2 separate regions of the Homo sapiens genome follow, and region 1 is linked to region 2. The links are chromatin loops, found by intact Hi-C in ENCODE. Cell type or tissue: HCT116. All regions are shown on one strand. Each heading gives the region's core, and the rest is flanking DNA. Links, peaks and the distances in the headings are about the cores only.

The links. Peaks named below come from ENCODE experiments on the same cell type or tissue, not always from the same donor. Only the 100,000 strongest peaks of a DNase experiment are listed, where the experiment ranks them.
Region 1: a loop joins it to region 2, with 2.1 times the contacts of the local background. A loop is called at or near these places in 10 of 110 quality-filtered maps.

What each region holds. Positions count from the first base shown.
Region 1 is chr7:27,581,217-27,588,979 of GRCh38, reverse strand. All of the region lies in intron 4 of HIBADH (3-hydroxyisobutyrate dehydrogenase), which reads left to right. Among named protein-coding and RNA genes, the nearest start is that of TSL, 31 kb to the left of the region's middle. In HCT116, for the core only: no CTCF peak of the experiment used is centred there; no DNase peak of the experiment used is centred there.
Region 2 is chr7:27,770,640-27,778,402 of GRCh38, reverse strand. The region is part of intron 5 of TAX1BP1 (Tax1 binding protein 1); the gene reads right to left. Among named protein-coding and RNA genes, the nearest start is that of TAX1BP1-AS1, 34 kb to the right of the region's middle. In HCT116, for the core only: a CTCF peak has its summit at 3,482; a DNase peak (open chromatin) is centred at 3,462.

The DNA of each region.
Region 1 (7,763 bases), core at 1,318-6,317, 190 kb after region 2:
AACTAGTATAATTTAAAAAAACTGTGGTCGGGTCTCTCAAAACATAAGAGATACTGATTTTAAAAAGTGGTTACAAATGAGGCATTTGAAAAGCAATTCCTAAACAATTGGATTTTAGGGGTTTAAGGCCAAGCATATAGGCACTCTACTTTTTCATTTCTGATCAAGAACAGAGTTAAAAAGTAAAAATAATTAGAGAATATAACACTTTGTGCTTTTAGAGTATTGATTGCTCAGATGGAATTGAGGAAATTTTAGTAATTTCTAGAAGCAAAATTATAGAGTTAGTAAAATCATCTTAGCAGAGAATAAGATGGTTTCATGATATATTTTAAAATACTCTATACTGGGCCAGGTGTGGTGGCTCATCCCTGTAATCCTAGCACTTTGGGAGGCTGAGGCAGGAGGATCACTTGAGGCCAGGAGTTAGAGAACAGCATGGGCAACACAGCAAGACCTTGCCTCTACAAGCAATTTTTAAAATCTTAGCTGGGTGTGGTGGCATACACCTGTAGTCCAGCTACTCGGGAGGCTGAGGCAGGAGGATCACTTGAGCCCAGGAGTTAGAGGCTACAGTGAGCTATGATCATGCCACTGCATTCCATCCTGGGTGACAGAGTGAGACCGTATCTCTTAAACAAAAGAAAATAAAAAATAAAAACTGTTTACCAAAACTTCTTGCCTTGTATTTATCCTGGACCTCCTTTCCTTACACATTTTCCAAGTTCACTTAGCAAATGAAGCAAACCAAAAAAACCAACAACCCTCCATTGTCCATAAGCTTTAAACCTGAAACATGGTTACATTTGACTTGTGCCTGGCCAGCAGCCTTTTCATTTTTTTAGTTTTGTAATCAACAGTTAACTGTTATTTTCAGAGTAAAGATCCTAAAGATTTGTGCATTAGAAACATTTCTTGGGGACTGATGTCCAGATATCACTGTGTAATCCCTATTTTAGCTAAATTTCTGTTGGTATTTGTATCATTGCATGATTCATAAACAGACATTACTTATTCCCTTTCTCTTCTAAACTGCTATACTCTACTCATGTTGTGGAAACTGCTATTTTGAAAGTGTAACTACTGATGGACTCTTTTTCTCTTACCTCCTCAGTTGATTAAAATGTCTCATTTTATGATGAGGTTGCTTGGGTGAGAATCTTGGAATTACAGCTGTACCTTGGAATTTTTTCTCAGTTGTCTTGAATGGATTAGAAATGGTTAAATGGCTTCAAATACTCATCTCAACCTTCAAATCACTGATGGGTTAAAATGAGTTATTGAAAAAGAACGAAACCTCCTAATTGTAGCGGTAAGGCGAGAGGGTATAGGCAGTGGGGAGAGGAAGTGCATGTGTTTGGGAGTGGCATGACTAGGGCTAGAGGGTGCAGGGGAGGGGAGAATGTAGACAAGGCAGTGAGCTATCTCACATGAACTTTACCTAATGAAATTTCTTGTCACTTCTTTTCTTTTTATTTAAAAGTAGGTATTAGTAAAAGCTACTACAGCATTTTCTCCTAATAATTCATTTTTTTTTGTCCAATATAACTTGTTATACCAGATTTTCCTTTCGGTCATTAAGATTTAAATTTCATATTTCTGGTAGTAAAATCATCTGTCAAGTGTGGGGAATCTGCAGCTTTAACACCACTTCATGTCTGATTAGAAGGTTTTCTTTTGCAATTAATTTTCCTCTCAGCTCTTTGTGGAGAACAGTAGCCCACTGCAGAGAGGTTAGAATACTGTGGACTTTGGCTGTTCATCTTTAATGATACAAGGAGGTAGCAAAGCAAGAATAAATGAGGTACTTTTTGGTGAGCAAAAAATGTGAACTGTCAGTGTGAGATCGGTTCTAGGAGCAGTTAGCCAGCAGTAATAGGGCACACTTGAGTAATTGAATTTGCATAACAAGGCTTGCTGAAGAGATCTGACAGGCATAGAGATTTGTCTAGCTAGAGAGCTCCAGATGGACGTGACCATGCAGCAGCTGGGTGGCACGTTGCGCAGCATGGACGGCACCGCCCAGACTGGCAGCTGGACCCTGGCGACTGCAGGGCTGTGGCACGCCAGCTGGTGGCTTCTGACAGCCAGTGGCCCTGTTAGAGAGCCTTTTTATAATGGCCTGTCAGGGTACTGTACCTGCAGGGACTGGCAGGAGAATGTCACAAGTCACCAGTGAGGGTTGTTAAGCTGAATAAATCTGTCCCAGGAAAGTCGAGGTGGTCACTGTTGGAACCACAAAGCTAACGCCTCACAAGAGTGATTTCCCTCCTTTTCTAAGAGTGCTGTCCTCTTTTCTTTTTGTCTCCTCCTCCTCCTCCTCCTTTTTCTTCTTCTCTGTCTCTCCCCTTCCCCTTCCCCTTCATTTCTGGTCAAGAACAGAGTTAAAAAGTAAAAATAATTAGAGAATATAACACTTTATGCTTTTAGAGTATTGATTGCTCAGATGGAATTGAGGAAATTTTAATTTCTAGAAGCAAAATTATAGTTAGTAAAATCGTCTTAGCAGAGAATAAGATGGTTTCATGATATATTTTATTCATGAAACCATCTTTAATCAACCCCTTCCCCTCCCTCCCTCCCTTCCTTCCTTCTTTCCTTCCTTCCTTCTCTCTCTCCCTGTCTCTCTTTCTCTCTTTCTTTTTTTCCACATTGCTCTACACTGCAGTTGCTCTGGATTATTGTAATATTCTTAAAACCTTGAAACCCAGTTGCCAAACTTCCTGAGAGCTCATGTAGACTATCAGTTGGAATGGAAAGAATGTTCCTTTTTGTGTTTTCCTTCTGTTTTTGCATATTTGCAACAAGGGCATATTTGCTTTTGTAGAAATTGGTGATAATCTAATAATTTATATTGAATGTATTGTTCATAGGGAAAAAACATTTTTAAAGAATAAATTGCAGAGAAAATGCGTGAACTGATGTGAAGTCAGTTTGTTAAGTCACCTCCCCCTTCACGTCCAGGTGGACTGAATTTATGTGGAGGAATTACATAACCACCTATCTTCTTAGATTAGAATAGAATAGCATGGAAGAAGGCCAGCTTTCTGCCTGCTGTTAATAAAGTTTACATCTGTGTTCTTAAATTGAGAATTTTGCCATCTTATAACATTTTCTCCAAAAAAATTTAAAAAAAAATCATGTACCTAGAAAATACAACCATTTTTAAGGGCAGGAAAACTCTAGATTCATTTTTCAGTAAACAGAAAACTTAAATGTTACAAGCCCCAAACTCACTCACTTTTAGGACAACCAAAATCTGGTGAAACCAATTTATACACTTCCTTTGAGTGTGTGTCATTGACATTTGATCTGTTTCTCTTTGAATCGTCTTACAAATGCTTTTTACTTTTTCATTCTTTTCCTAATTATTTCTCATATCATCCCAGTGAATTAGACAGGGTAAATAATATCTTCATTTTGATGAGATGAAATGTGAGCCACAATGAAGGCAAATATATGTAGTGTCTCCTGGCTAATCTGGGGCCACCCAGTCTTTGTGGCAGTCAGGATGGTTCTGAAAAGTTATTATGTTTAACCCTCAGATTGGCAAAGATACAAAAGTCTAGTCCTAGCATAGATAGGGAAGATGTGTAGCCTCATAGACTGCTTTGGTGATGTAAGTTATTTGAACCAACTCAGAGAACAGTTTGGTAGTATGCATCAAAAACTTTTATACATACACACACGTGTGTGCATATACATACACATACATACACACGTGTGTATATATGCACACGTGTGTGCACATGCAAATATACACACGTACTTTTATACATACATATGTGTGTGCATATATACACACATATATACATATATAAAAAACATGCACACCTGTATGTATGTATAAAAGCTCTATATTTATAGGTCTATAAATTTACCTAGTAATTTATGTATGTATATTTTTACAAATATATATAATTTACCAAGTAATTCCACTTTAAGAATTTATCCCCCCAGAGTAAGAATATGTGTAAAGATTTAACTATAAGAATGTACTTTTAGCATTGTTAAGAACATTGGTTCTCAGTGTACCCTCCATGGATCCCTAGGAGGCCATAAAGTGAAAATTATTTTTCTAATAATAGAGTAATAATACTCATGGTGCAAAAGGAATGGTGAGTAAAACTGCTGCCCTTAGCAAGAGTCAAGACAGTGGTATCGTATTCTTAACAGCTACACATAAAGCATTCCACTTAATGTTCCTTGATGAAGCATTAAAAATTATTAATTTTATTAAATCTTAATGTTGAGTACATGTCTTTTGTATATTTTATTTGATGTAATGGAAAATATGCCCCAAACGATCCTGCTACAGTTGGTATTGGGGTTGTCTTGAGAAGTATTTAGGTGATTGTTTGAGTTGCCAGCTATACTATCTGCATTTTTGTGGAACACCATTTTTATTTCAAAGAATAACAAGACATCTTATAGAAAGAAAAAAGTGAGTCTTACTTCAAGGAAAGCAACTGAGGGTATTTGTAACCAATGATAAAACTGGATCTTTCAAGTAAAAATTAGAATTTTGGAAAACTTGTATCTGACCATATGAACTTAACAACTTTCTAATCCTTAAAGACTTTTGTGAAAAGATTGTTGGTGCAGTTAAAGAATGTGAGTTTCTGTTACTGTATACTGGGAATTTAGAATATCTGCATAACTAACTGAACGAGTATTTTCCAATTGACCGTTGTATGATGTTACCAAATTATGCCTAGATAAAAGATGCAAAGTACAAAATAGAGGGATAGATTTTAATGTAACATAGTATAAAAAGTTCTTTCCACATTGCAACAAGCCTTTAAGAAACCACCATTTGTCAGGTTTGGGTTTAATATAAAAGAAGGATATCCACAATTATCTGAAAAAGTTATTAAAATTCTCTCTTACTTTTTTAAACTGCATTATCTATATGAGGTCAGCTTTTCTTAATTTCAACCAAAACAACATATATCTGCTTCTGCATTTAATCTACTATGAAAATCCAGCTGTCTTCTATTAAGCCAGAACTAAAGAGATTTGAAAAATTGTCAAGCAGTGCTACTCTTCTCACTAAATTTTGTTGCTTGTTATTTTTCCCAAAATATGTTAATATGTATTAGGTTTATGATTGATGTTTTTAAGTCAATTGAGAAATGTTTTTAAAATTTGTTTTGATTTCTAATACAGTAAATACCAATAGATATAATCCACATAAACAAAAGCTTTTGTGTCCTCAAAAATATTTAAAGAGTATAAAGAAATCCTAAGACCAAAAAGTTTAAGAACCACTGGTTTAAAATGATGAGGCCTTGGAAATAACCCAAATGTCCAATAAGGGAGAATTGATTAAATTACATATTATGAATCAGTGATGTAGATAAATATCTGACATGAAAATATTTTACAGTGTTGTGTTAGTAGTAAAAGCAGGTTTTGAAACAATACATGAATTAATGTCACAAAAAGTTATTAATATATAATATGCTTAATATTGTATTCTATAATACCTAGGTATTAGGTAGCTTTTTCTTGAAAAGGAAGGTAGAAAAAGTTTTTTTGAAGTTGTCATAACAGTATTAGACTGCATCATGAGATACTGTTTCCTTCTGGCTTTTGGTGAAGGTATTTGCTTTTTACTAGTTTTGTAACATTGGCCAAGTCTGAATTTTGTTCTCCTTACTTTAAAAATCAGATCAAGGTTGTTAACAGAGTAAGCTGTTCAATGTATTTTACTTCCCTCTAACATCTCCTTAGCTTTTAAAATTCTGTATAATAGCGGTGTATCTGTGACAATTAATGCTTAATAAAGCTTCCCTTGAAGTCAAAATAAGGGTCTTTTGAAAACAAGAACACATCTTGTAAATATCATCTTATTTCTGTGAAAAAAAAGTTTTGTGGAATAATAGCTGTAATACAGAAAGTAAATTATCATCATGCAGATGCTTATTGGTAAAGATAGGTAAGGTAGCTTATGATTATACACTAAGTACTAGGCCAGGTATTTTGTAAAATTGCTGAGTACTTTACAGACATCATCTCATTTAATCCTCACAAAAGCCCTGTGAGGTCAGTACTGTTGTTATCCCCATTTTACTGATGTGGAAATGGTCTCATAAAGAGGTTAAAGAATTTGTCCTACTCATTTGTAGAGGTAGAGCTAATTCAGACATGAGCCTGGCTGACTGTAAGGTTTGTGCTTTTTATCCATATAATAATCTCCAACCAAAGAGAAATGAAAAACCACCATACGGACACAAAGAGCAGCTCGCCCAGCTTCTTACTCTGGGAAACCAGATTGATTTTGAGGTGGGGAGAAGCCTGGATAAAGTCCCATACACTTAGATCTCTAGGCCATAAAGATTCATTCCACAGCATTCAATTAGAATAATGTAAATATGTAAAACCCAGTGCCTGGTATATCATAATTATTTAGTAAGTGGGAGTGAACTATTACAATAATTCTACGACTAAGCCAGAAATTAGGTTCCTGTTCATAAAATAGGAAAAGAAAAAAATTCCCATAGTCCCACAATCCCTTACTTGAAACTCTTGGAGTCATGTGAGTTTTGTTTTAGAATTATAGCAAGGTAATATGTATATTTACCATATGCTATGTAACATCCCCAGCAGAGACCAGGGCAGCCCCCTGTAATCAAAACACCAACAATTTCTGCAATGAAATATATGAATATTCACACTAAGCAGAAGAAATGAAGACTATAGCCTTAAATCAGTTCAGGTAAAGTTTTGCTGCCAAATGAGTGAAGAAAAACTCTTTTGCATTTCAGAGCTTATTGTATAAGAGTTGAAGGGAAGGGATTGTGTACTTGTAAAGCATACAACAACATTTCAAGGAGAATAAAGAAGCAATTACTTTACTAAGTTGAATAGACAAGTGATAGTTCTGTTCAAAAGAGACTGTTAATCCTAAGTCAAAGCATGAAGTCTTTTTGGCCTCTGATTTCAAATGCTAATAATTACATCCAAAGAGAGAAAACAAGCATCTCTTATTTTATCTTCTTTCAAATAAGTATGCGTCACTTTAAATGAAGTTGGGGACTAAAATCAAGTACTATATTTTTTTTCTAGAGGATCTGTGTTTATCAAAGAAAACACAAGAAGCTAAATCCATTTGAATTGGGTTTTTTTTTTGTAGATTCCTTTTTGTAATAGAATCTCATTTTTTTAAAATGAGAATGGAAAAATGATATTCTGTATGGTGGTCTTTAAGTGCTGAAGGATCCACAGAGTCTTCTGAACTTTGAAAGAAACTAAGTTTGGCCACTCCTGAGCAAAAGTAATCTAGAAAAAGCGATAAGTATATAAGGTGATGGATATGTTAATTAGCTTGATTTAATCATTGCACAATGTATACATTTATCGAAATATGTTGTATATCATAAATCTATAAAATTTTTATCAATTAAACCTTAATAAATTTGGAGGAGAAAAGGAAATCTACCTTCCATCCTTCCGTAAAAGGAATTGAATAATTCTAAAGGAAGGGAATTTCAAATTTTAGGAAGATAAGCAATTATAGTTGATGGCAGTACCTGTTGTAGATAAAACTGAAGCAGAATAATTAAACACCTGCTTCTTTATCTCTACCCTCTTCATGTCCTAGCTTCCTTCCCTACTGGTTTATATTCCACCGTACATGATTACACATCCTCAGCTTCCTCGTTCTTCCTTCCTCTATTGAATTTGACCCCACCCCTGGTCAAATCCAACTGTTCATTTGCTCTGCATTGGCCCTTGAGTAGCTGAACATGGTTGGAGTA
Region 2 (7,763 bases), core at 952-5,951:
AATATAAAGTACAAGCAGCTACTCAAGAGTGTGACTAGGCGAACAGTACTAGACCACCGACAGTTACCAGGCTATATCAAGACAAGACACTTGTACAAAATATAAATCAACTACATCACTAACCACACTGTTGGGTTCACCTAACAGCTTTTCATAGCAATACTTTCTCAGTGAAGAAAGTAATGCATTTACATACATTGCAGTGTACATTTTTCATTCCAACACAGACCAGTAACAAAGTTTCTGAACCAGCTACTTTGAGTACCATGGAATAGAAAACTAAGAACAGAATGCCAAATACGTGCAGAAAAACCATACAGGCTTTTAAACCTGGGTACCTAGAATACCAGATAATTCAAATCACTTGAGAAAGAATATCTTGGCTCCTCTAAATAAACATTTCTCCTGATAGCGACTCTAAAACACACAATTAGATGCAACTAAAATCGTGCCAAGATAAAGTAACAAGAACCAAATGAACTCTACCACCTGAAAACTAAAAAACTGAATGAAGAACAGCTCTCAAGCCACTGGACATCAGGATAAAAGGTCAGTGATCCCTGAAAGAAAAGAAACAACAGAGGTCACCTCTATAACTGCTCCAGCTTATTACTGTCTAGAGAGACTTTTAAGGCCACAGGGCAAAGAGGCAAACTCAGGCAGAATCCAGTGGTCTCCCTGAGTTATGGAGAGAAACTGAGAGTCTAGGAAAGCTAAGGAGAATAGTTTCAGGAGAGAGTACCAGAGAAGAATCATGTAGAAAAAGAACTCGAGAGATCTGCAAGGAGTCCCCCTCAAGTCTTGAGCTGATTAGTGATCAGCATATGCGTGTGAGGAAATTAACCCAGGCTGGAGAAAGAATCACCCAAAAAGGACTACAGGGAACAGTGCCTGGAACTCAAAAAGGGCCAGGAATAGTGGTTATTCCTACCAGCCAGAGTGGAAAAACTCATAATTCATGGGAGAACAATTACAGTATTCTCTAATTGAAAGAAGGGTCTTTCCTCAGTAGTGGGGAGAGAGTAACCCCAGTCTAAATGCTGCTCTGGTACCACTAAACAAAGCTTGAAAACAAGGCTCAAAAAAATCAAACTGTTGCCAAGTAATTAAACCACATCCCAGAACAAAGCTCAAGAATATTTTTAGGAATATAAAAAATATCCCAACACCCAGCAAGGTATAATTCACAATATATGACATCCAATCAAAAATTACTAGGCATGCAGAGAGGCAGAAAAATATAACCCATAATGAGTAGAAAAGCCAATCAATCAAAACTGATACAGAAATGAGCCAGATGATCAAGTTAATGAACGGACATTTAAACATGTGTATTCCATATGTTCAAGAAGCTAGAAGAAAATTGAACACAGTAAACACATAGAAACATGAAAGACATGAAAAAGACTCAAATCAAACTTCTAGGAATGAAAACAACAATGTCTGAGATAAAAAATATATATATACTGGATGGGACTAATGGCAGATTAAATATTGCAAAGAAAAGATTAGTGAACTTGGAGACAAATAAAATTTAACTATTTAAAATGAAACAGAGAGAAAAGGGACTTAAAAAAAAAGCACAAGTGAAAAAAAAAAGCACAAGTGAACTCTGAAACAACTTTAAGCAACAAAACATATGTGTACTCGAGTCCCTGAAGAAGAGGAAAGACAGAAAAAACAGCTGAAGAAATAATGGCCTAAAATTTTCAAAATTTAATGAAAACCATAAGTATACAGATACAAAAAGGTCACTGAACCCCAAGCATAAAAAATAAAGAAAATAAAGAGGACACAACATAATCAACCACTTAAATTCAATGATAAAGAGTAAATCTTAAAAATAGTAAGAGGAAAAAAACACATTAAATATAAAGGAAGAAAAATACCAATGACACTGAATTTCTCATCAAAAACAATAAACGTGAGAAGAACCACATTTCTAAAATACTCAAATACAAAAACTATCTATCTAGAATTCTATACACAACAAAAATCTCTTTTAAAACTAAAGGTAAAATAAGACTTTTCCTAACATACAAAAGTTGAACAAATTCATCAACAGAAGACCTGCACTACAAAAATGTTAAAGAAAGTCCTTTCAGGTAGAAGGAAAATTATACCAGACAGAAACCTTTATCTATGCATTTTACCAGGTTGGTTCTTTATAAGAATCCTTAAAATTACTTACAATACACTGAAGAATACTTAAGTACTCCAAAAGGTACCACTACCATTTTGAAGGGAAAATGGTTAATTCAATTTCCTAAATGTTAATTTACATTACTAGAATTTCAAATTTGAAGTTGCATAAAATCTCCCTAAGAATTATGTACCATGGTAAATTTATCAGTCAGTGCTTGACCAGATAAGCAAACAGCTGGGGAGAGAGAGAAAGACAGACAGACGAACAGACAGACTGAGAGAGACACTAAGAGATTTGATCTTGTGTAACTGTAGAAGCTGGAACTAGCTTGTGTAAGGCAGGCAATCAAGAAAGACATCATAAAGTGGGAAAAGCAAGAACAAAATAGGATCCACAATCACCAGATGAAGCCCACCAGAACGGACTGAAAACTGAAGTCCATGTTGGTTTTTATTCTGACCCTGATAGTCTCAAGATGTCTTGAGCATGCTGGGGTCCTTCCTGACAGACCTAACCCAAGAGATGGAGAAACTGAAAGAGGATTCCACAGAAGGTAGGGCAATTGCAGCCTGGCTACTACTACCTCATACCAACAAGGTGAGCCAGGAGAGAAGCCACAACTTGTATAAGCTACAAAAATGGCTGCTGCTTCACTTCTGCCTTCAAATCTCATGCAAGAATCTCTCTTGTGTCTCATCCTAAACAAATTACAGAGAAGAGAACTCTGGAAAATAAGTTCAGCCTAGCAAGGTGACATATTACAAAGCTACCACCACAAAATTCCATTTATCAGAAAGAACTCCATTTGACTTAAGTTCCCGCAACTCAAAATTCTAAACTTTAAACTTTTAATACATATGATCCTTCAATTGTATTATCAATGAGTTTCATCTAACCATACCATTATGTGTCCTGGTATATTCTGATAAGAAAAATTTCTTCTATAAATGAGAAAACCATTTCAATGACTAATATCCACAAAGACATTACATTACTGTACTAAAACTATATGCTGATTTTTTCCCACAATTTATCCTTTCTGAAATGGAGATGCATCTTACAATCAACGGTATGTCTTAGTTTACTTGGATTATTTTTTTCCTGGCAGTAATGATGTATAACCATAGCTTCTCAGGCTCAATGAAGCAAGATATTAAAGGCTTCCCAAAATCTTTGCAGGAACTACTGATTTTCTATTAAAATTGTAATCAGGACAATCTTAAATAAATGTAAACCAAATTCCATAAAATGTGCAACATAATTTAAAAGGTATTAAACTTCTTTTTTCTGGTTTTCAATCAAAACATGCTAAGTAAATGGGCAATGTGGCACAGTTATGTGATCGCTAGAGGGAGACAAATGACTGCTGAGTTTTAGTAATACAAAATCTTTCAATTCATTTGTTAGCTGTTAAAAACTGGTATTTTCATCCCTTTAAATACCAGAATACCCACAATATTTATAAAATGATAAAGTACAAAATAGTGCTTTTTTAAAACTTCTTAAAAGAACTGGAAGGCCACAGAAAAACACTAAAGATGCATAAAAAGAAAACATTGTAAATAGCTCACATATAGTAAACCAGGACTGTCCAAGAATGATAGTTTTTAAATATATGTTTTTTTAAATCATTTTTCAAGACCATAAAATCCCATATTCCAAATAAAACGTCACCTTCAGACCCTTCTTTTGACTACAATTAAAGCTGGTCAGAATGCCACAAGCCCCAAAACTCATTGTTATCTATTTATTCCATAAATACTTGATGAATAAAGAGACATACTATACTTGTATCTGTTATTATAAGCCATTGTAATATAGTAACAAAAACACCTAGCTTGGGTTTTCAGGTTCTCAACTTTGCCACTTGTTAACTAGACGACTTATCCATGAGGAAGCCTGAACTCAGAAAAACTAAGTGACCACCTTATTTCAATGAGAATAAAAAGGAAAACTCTATCTGATGACAAGTTGTTCTTTGCAGTATATGCTGTCACTCTACAACAACACAAAATATCTTTACGTTTTAGAGAAGAAACAGCCAAAAAGATAAAGATAGCTTAAGAGGTCCACACTAACCAGAGAAGAGATCTTGCACATTCTCTCACTCCCATACCTATGATACTTCCCAAATACCTGGTGATGTCTCCTACCCAGTTTGTGAAACTTAAGAATCAAAACAGTATGAATACATTTAACAGTTTGTAACATCCTCCATTACATTGTTTTGGCAATATTACTTTAATATTCTCAAATATAGTTCAAAAATGCCTTGAAGTACATCACATCCATCTTATTATTCAAGTTGAAAATACAATTATATGAAAAAAACTCAATTCATAGTTTAGGCTCCAAAAAAATTATAAGCTAAATTAACTGAAAAACTTAACAGAGGCACAGCTCTTTTTACTCCTATTTGAAAAACAAGATTCAAAATCACTGGTTCTCTGAGCCTCAGTTTTAACTCTTTCAATTTCCAATACGTATCTAGCACTCCAAAATACAAACAAGAACACAATGAAACACACAAACTGCTAATTTTCACAGAAGTCTTTGATAAATGTAAAGATGGGGTTTCAAAAAATACTCATCAGTACAATAGATTATTTGGCAATAAAAGGAGTGAATTAACAATATATATTACAACATGGATGAACCTTGAAAACATTATGCTAAGTGAAATAAGCCAGTCACAAAGGCCACATATTATATGATTCCATTCATGTGAAATGTCCAAAATACACAAATCCATAGATACAGAAATTTCAATTAGTGGCTGTCTGGGACTGGGGGAAGCAATCAGAAGGTAAACGGTAGAGTAACCACAAGTAAGTAAAAGCTTTCTTTTGGGGATGAATTTGTTCCTAAATTAGACTATGGTAATGGTTGCATGATTTTGTAAATACATTAAAATCCATTGAATTGTATAAACTGGTGAACTTTATGATACACAAATGACATCTCAATAAAGCTGTTTTGAAAAATAATCAATTAGATCAGCTCACATCTTTGGCCCTCAGAAGTATACAGCAGTGGTTAAAAGCACGGACTGGAGCCATACTGCTAGCCTCTATCACTTACTAACTGTGCAATCACGGACAAGTAAGTAGCCTCTCTGTGCTACCTCTGAAAAATGCAGACGATACTGCTTACTTCACAGGACGAAGTTAGCTAACATATGTAAAGCACTCAAATCACCATCTGGCTTTTATTAAGTGTTATATGAGTTATTTTTATTAATGAGCCTTTTTCAAGAGAGGAGGGGAGAAATCTTCCCTTACAGTTGAACCAGAAAGGAATGGAAAATTATCCTTAATAATAGAGTTACTTTTTAAATCTAGGATGTACATGAATAATGAAGTAGATACCACAAAAATCTAGGGGAAATACAATATGTAATTTATTGTTTCTCAATTTATAAACATTATCTTGTTTTAGTTTTAATCTACTTTGTAATCCTAGTTTATTCCTTCAAGCAGCCAATTTCATAAAATAACATTAAAAACAAACACATAATTTAAACCAATCTGTTGTAATAATCCCAACATATCCAATTCTTTTAATTTACCAAGTTAAAGAATTGTAATTATCAGAATTTCATTTAGTTTTAATTATTAGAGCACTTTAGAGTGATAAAAGTCAATGTGATAAAAGATGAAAAATTTTATTAATAAACAATTACAGAATTTAATTCACTTTTATTTTTTGTCAAGTATGGAATAGGTAATAAGCTAGTCATATTATTTTATAAAAGAATGGAAATGCAATAAATTTCTCCTATTATGAAGAAAATGAAGGTCTCTGCTTATTACATGGAGAATCCATTACAAAACTTTAAATGAAATTATAGATGATACATCAGAACAATCTTTCAGATATTCAACAGTTTATATACTCAGTACCTCAAATAGAAGACCTCTAGAACTACTATAGGATTCACACCATGGAACAGATTTAAAACAAGTGCCAAGAAATGTCACAGATTTTATAAGCCATCCAACCAGACCAGTTTGAAAGTCTGGAGTTGTAGCTGCCCAGCAGGCATGCTTGATTAAAATGGAGACTAATTTTGGAATATGAAGCAAATTCATAAAAAAAAAAAAACTAAAAGTCCATTGACTAGTAACAAAGAGGAACTATCTCTCCTGGCCAACACGTTTTATCCCCAGAAATAAACAATTGTCACCACATATGTCTTATAACTTAGAGGGTTTTTTTGGTTACATTATGTATCCATTATACTTTTAGAATCTGAGGGAAATGCTATGAATTTCCAGTCCTGTTGGATGACACTTTATATTGTAGTCCTTCCTTGATGATTCTCTGGTTCCTATTATGAAAAACAGTAAAATAATAATAGCTACTTACATTTAGAGAGAACTTCCCATGCATCAAGTACCATTCCAGGTCCTTTGTCAATTTTTTTCTATAATATGGAATATCATTTAAAAAATCACTTTCAAGTGCTTCCCAGAGAATATGCCCCAATGCAAGAATGGCAGCAGAGAAGCAGTCTCCTCCAAGATTCGTGACTGTCATCAAGATTTAAGAGTTGGCATAAAAACTTCTGCTGAAGACCTCTTCTGAGCACCAAGGCCACAATGTCCTACAAGTTTTGCTTCATTAATCCCCTGACCTCAGTCTACCACTTTAGTCTTGTCTGTAGTCCTTAACCCCTTTATCACCTGGAGAGCACAGAGAATCTGAGACTGTTTAAATCTTAGCTACTACTCAAATGGACCAGAGAAATGGCCCGATGTGTGTGTGTGTATATATATATGTAATTTCACACAAATGAAGGCCTATCATTCCGCCATTCCTATTCTCACAATCATCCATTCCTTCCTTGGATTTCAAAGTAATCAGAGTCAAAACCTCAAAGCCCACATTTCAGGATATTCTTGATCTCATGGGCTTAGGACATGGTGAAATGGGCCTTTTTCATGAGTCATCTATCTCACCTTGATCCCTCTGGCTTGTAATACAGTGAAAAAAAAAAAAAAGATTGACATTAAACTTTGGAAAACTACCAAATCCAGGTATAAATCATGAGAAAAATATGTGAAGAATGGAGAAAAAGAGAGTAATAACTACACAAAGCAGCAAGAGAATTACAACAAATGAGTAAAAAAAAAAAAAAAAAAAAAAAAAAAAAAAAATTGCTGAATGTCCTAATAGTCATCGAGGGCACATATTATGAGATTTTACTATATTTTAATACTTGGTATACCTGCTTCAAAGGTTCAAATGAAAAAAGTAGTTCCTTAACCAAATGGAAAATCCTACTCCTATAGTCTGCTGCAGGACACTAAGTGTTCCCCAGGAGTAAAACTGGGAAATACTTGCATATTTTTAACTAAAAAGGCTAACGATAGAAAAGACAGAATTGAAGACTTCACATTTATAAGGAGATTTGTAAATGTACATAGTACTTGACATTATGTTTACCCTCTAACTCAAAAGAGCAATCCTCAAACAAATAGAACAAAGCAAGGAAAATCTTTTCAGAATTTAAGACTTACTTGTATAACATCTCTGCCCAGGTGTGCAATATATAACCACTCCACTGGAGTATACAAATGTTTGAGAATCACTGCACTAGCGGTTCATTTAGCAA